Regions from separate parts of the Homo sapiens genome. Here region 2 is linked to region 1. Evidence: chromatin loops called from intact Hi-C (ENCODE). Cell type or tissue: heart left ventricle. All regions are shown on one strand.

What was found. Peaks named below come from ENCODE experiments on the same cell type or tissue, not always from the same donor. Only the 100,000 strongest peaks of a DNase experiment are listed, where the experiment ranks them.
Region 2: it touches region 1 in a loop (3-fold over the local background); 14 of 110 quality-filtered maps call a loop at or near these places.

Annotation. Positions count from the first base shown.
Region 1 is chr16:53,509,168-53,511,667 of GRCh38, forward strand. It overlaps LOC105371268 (a long non-coding RNA gene), which reads right to left. Exons shown (of 2, transcript XR_001752188.2): 2 at 1,117-1,556. Among named protein-coding and RNA genes, the nearest start is that of AKTIP, 7.2 kb to the left of the region's middle. RefSeq lists an enhancer at 1,355-1,494. In heart left ventricle, a CTCF peak has its summit at 1,481 (motif pointing left); DNase peaks (open chromatin) are centred at 974 and 1,434; H3K4me3 peaks cover 545 bases; H3K27ac peaks cover 1,719 bases.
Region 2 is chr16:53,323,713-53,326,212 of GRCh38, forward strand. CHD9 (chromodomain helicase DNA binding protein 9) reads left to right here. Exons shown (of 39, transcript NM_001308319.2): 39 at 308-2,500. The coding sequence ends at 1,183. Among named protein-coding and RNA genes, the nearest start is that of RBL2, 110 kb to the right of the region's middle. In heart left ventricle, no CTCF peak of the experiment used is centred here; no DNase peak of the experiment used is centred here.

The DNA of each region.
Region 1 (2,500 bases):
GTCCAAACAGACTAAGACAGTTATTTTTCTAAACCAGGATTCAATCAAGATTCAGTCATTGCATTTGGTTATATCCCTTTAATCTCTATTCTAGAACAGCCCTCCCACTTTTTCCTCCCAATAATATTGACAATTTGAACCGGTCAACAGATCAGAGTATTCCGCATTTTGGATTTGGCTGTTTTCTTGTGATGTTTAACTTGATCCTCTATCCTTGTATTTCCTATAAACTGTCAGGTGTGAAGGCTTGATTGGATTCGTCATTTTTGGCAGGAGTGCTTCATGGGTGAGAAGCTTATTGTGGCTCCTCGAGCTGTCTACAGGGTCTCCCTTTGTCCTCCAGGATAGAGTGCAGTGTTGCGGTCATAGCTCACTGCAATGTCAAACTCCTGGGCTCAAGCAATCCTCCTGCCACAGCCTTCTGAGTAGCTGGGACCACAGGTGTGTACCACTACCTCACCCAGCTAATTTTTTTCTTTTTTTTTTTTTTTTTGTAGAGATGGGGGCTTTACCATGTTGCCCAGGTTGGTTTCAAACTCCAGGCCTCAAGCCATCTTCCTGTATTGGCCTCCCAAAGTGCTGGGGTTACAGATGTGAGCCATCGCGCCTGGCTGGAGCCACTGATTTAGTAAGAATTGCATCCTAATGGTTTTGCATGAACCAACGATTAAAAACAGAAATGTAGTCTGCTAAGAAAAGTTATCTGAATATCTGGAACTGTACAATAATGAGCAAATAATGAGGCTTCCAGGAGAGTATTAGGGTCATTCCTACTTCCCACTTATAAGACTGACTTCCTGTCAATAACTTTGTTATTATGAATGTCGAGTCCATAACAGACTTATTCTCGTGGCCCTTGCTGCCTACTTCATGCTAGCCAAGTCGAATCCAGTTTTAAAATACGCCGGATGCAGTGCAGGAGACACTAAGTGGCGAACTGCGGTTGCCGTGCTGCTGAAATTTAGTGAGGGAAGCCCCGGCCCGGGTGGGTGGTTACGCATTCCGCACCCGGTATTGCCGCATCCGACCTCTGGCCAAGTCAGGCCTCAGGTCCCTGATAACTGGTGTGCCCTAAACTCGCTCTGCAGAACGTCCTTTTTTTTTTTTTTCCTCTAATGTGACAAGGTACAAAACATTCCCTAATGTGCCCGAGAAGAGGAAATAAAGACTGCTGGAAAGAATGCTAAAGCCAGGCACACAGCTTTTTCCTCTGGGAATGTGAATAACACAGCAAACGTGACCGCAGAGAGGCAGTGGCTGTACATCCTACTGGGCTCGCATGAGTGTCATTTGTATTTTTCTCAGTCACAGGCGGCGGCTTCTCTTGACACCATTTAGATGGCCCTTTCAGAAGACACTTAGCGGGTCAACTTTCCCTTGTTCTAACTCAGCTCCAGCCTGGGAAGATGCTGGGTGCGGTTGAGGAATCCACGGGTTAGGGAACTCCGCCTGGCGGGTGCTTGAGTGCCCTCTGGTGGGCAATAGGAAGAATGCAAGTAGCAAAGCCGAAATTATCTTCTCAAGTTGCTCATACAGATTTTAAACAAACTCCTTCCCTTAAAAGAAAAAGAAATCCTAAGTCTACATTGGCATTCCTAAAAATCATTCCTAAAAGTTTTATATTTTCCTTAACCAAAGGGTTGAATAGTCTCAAGCAGGGTAGCATCTCCACCAAAGGTTTGAGTACATGGAGATGAGGGGTGGATTCAAGGAAAACATTTTTACTGAGCCTTCCACCTAAGACGCCTTAAAGATCCTGTAAGAAGCCATTCCGCAGGGTTGCCACACCTGAGGAAATTCAGACCTTTAGCCCCCAGAATCTCCCCATCTACAACTACATCTCTCCCTCCACATCAAAAGCAAACCTTGGAATCTTCATTCCCTAAATATAAATGACTGAGTTTAATCCTTCCGCATACGTTAGGACTTAAAGCCCTGCATTAAAGAGATCAATCAATAATGGTGGAGTTTCCAGTACTGGCCCAGGGCATAATGACAAATTCTCTCCTCCATCACAGATGGTCCGAGGAAATGAGGGGATGGTGAAGGGACTGGGGAGAGGCTAGGGGCTGTGAGAAGCGGGGATCACTACACCCCTCCCCGAGGCTCCACGCTTACACTATGTAGGAGCATGGTAACATGGCCTAGGTTGAAGGCCAGCCCCAAATTTGCCCACGCAATTAAGGATGAGGTATGTAAATGGGGACACAGCATCTCTGAGCAAGGTGTGTTTAGGTGGAAATCAGGGGTGGAGGTGTCACTGGGGAGGTGCAACATTCCTAGTGACACAAGTCACTGAGGAACCAGGCCATCACCCAAGGGTCATGTGACCCAGCTTCTCAGGACAAATATTTATTTAGTCACTGACCAAATAGAGCCACTGGGCTGTCAGTATTAGTGGAGTCAGGCAGGAAAACAGATGAAGCCAGGTGGTGAGCCCTCTGGGGCCAAAGAGAGTGTGGGAGAGCTCCCTCAGCCCCCAACCACCACCTGTCCATAT
Region 2 (2,500 bases), 190 kb before region 1:
CCATGAAAAAATTTTTTTGGACCTTATATTTTCTAGAATTATACTACAATCTTATGTTTTACAGTATGGAGGAAGGCTAAAGACCTCTTTACTCACTTATTCTGTGATAAAATGAAAAGTGGAAGAGCTGTTTGAAGCTACCACTTATATAAAATTAGGTTATTGCTATTATAATTGATTATTTAATATCAGTACAGAATAAATTTACAAATAATTACCTATTTTTCATGGTTATTTGTATGATAAGCTAATAACTCTTTATTTTATTTTCATGTAGGGATTATTAATGAATATATATTTCTTCCAGGGATTTCTTCCAGAAAGCATGTATGAACGTATTCTCACTGGTCCCGTTGTGAGAGAGGAAGTAAGCAGGCGGGGGAGACGGCCTAAAAGTGGAATTGCAAAGGCCACAGCAGCAGCAGCTGCTGCATCTGCCACCAGTGTTTCAGGCAATCCTTTGTTAGCCAATGGACTACTTCCAGGTGTGGATCTCACAACTCTTCAGGCCTTACAACAAAACCTACAAAACTTGCAGTCACTGCAAGTAACTGCTGGGTTGATGGGAATGCCTACCGGCCTTCCTTCTGGAGGAGAAGCTAAAAACATGGCTGCTATGTTCCCCATGCTGCTGTCAGGAATGGCTGGATTACCAAATCTGTTGGGCATGGGAGGACTCCTGACAAAGCCTACGGAATCTGGGACAGAAGACAAAAAGGGAAGTGACTCTAAGGAGTCAGAAGGAAAAACAGAAAGGACAGAGAGCCAAAGTTCAGAGAATGGTGGAGAAAACTCTGTGTCAAGTTCTCCTTCCACATCCTCTACTGCTGCATTAAATACAGCTGCAGCTGCCAACCCATTAGCTCTTAACCCACTATTACTATCTAATATACTTTATCCAGGGATGCTTCTCACTCCAGGCCTTAATCTTCATATTCCAACTTTGTCCCAGTCCAATACTTTTGATGTACAAAACAAAAACAGTGACTTAGGCTCGTCTAAGTCTGTAGAAGTAAAAGAAGAAGATTCCAGAATTAAAGATCAGGAAGACAAAGGAGGAACTGAACCAAGTCCTCTCAATGAAAACAGCACAGATGAGGGTTCAGAGAAAGCTGATGCTTCATCTGGATCTGATAGTACATCGTCGTCATCTGAGGATTCAGATTCTAGTAATGAAGACTGATTCCCAGACTCTGCACTTAAAATATGAACTGATTTTGGATTTTTTCTTTAATAATTAATTGTAAATACCCCAGTGTTGAGTGCATCAATAACTTACTGACCGAACATTTCAGTTATTTGTTTAGAAGTGCAAACTGCTTTCAGAGACTTTTTGCATGTAATATTTCTTAAGATTCATAAGTTTCTGAACTCGTATGTACTATCAAATACATAAAGGTGTAAAATTACAACAAAAGGCATTATAATTTTGTTGGGGGTTAATTTTATGAAAATTATGCTCAATAAGAGTTGTATATTTAATATATTTGCAGTGAACACAGAATACTTTATGCATATTACTGATTTAATTTGAATATAGTTTTACAGCCTCCTTGACACCTATAATTTACAGATCAAAACTCAGCAATAATTTGGGCAGCTAATGAATGTCATGAAAGCTGTAGAATCTACATCACCATCCATTGCTTTAATTACATGAAAATGCTCTAGTGTTGTGATGCACTGCTGATGTTTCCAATTCAGGTACAAGTATGTTTTAAAGAAGAAATAAGTTTCCCAATCAGCCAATTTAACTGGCTACCTGTTACCTCAGCTGAGTTAGTTTAGGAAGTTTACATTCGTTTCTAATTCTATACTTGTTTTCAGGGGTTTTTTAAACACATCCTATATATCATGTCAATCTGGCAAGAAATATGACTTGCTTTTTGCTGAGCTTAATTCAGATATCAGTAAAATTAAGTCATAAAATAATCATGTGTCATGTGACTTTGGCACCCTATAGACATACTTAGTTTTAACTTTTCAAAGTTTGGCCTCCTATTAGAAATAATCATGTCTCAGATGAGTAATGTCTGTTTCCAGGGTTCAGAAAAGGCAAACTCATGAAATGCCACTGAAAAGAACTTTCAACACAGCATACTTCATGTAAAAGAAATTGTTTGTTTGCTTTCTTTGTGTAGATTTCTATTTGTGTTTTATGTCATGGAAATATTCCAGAATTAACAGATAATAGTGGTAAAGTAATATGCAGATAGTCTAAATTCATTTTGAGTTTCTAGGTGTAAGCAGACTAAATGTTGCCCAGAATCAGTGTTGGGTTATCAGTTTATATTAAATATACTGAGTTGCCCGTTTTGAAAATGCACTTTGAATAATCTCAAAAAGATGTACAAGTTATACCTGTAAACCACAAAAGTGAAGCCTGAGGCTTCTGTTCAATTTCATAGACTCCTTTACCATGTAAAATTTGTCTGATATTTGATTTGTGATACAATTTCTCCTGCTAAAGCTGCTATTATTCTGACAAGGTAGAGGTCCA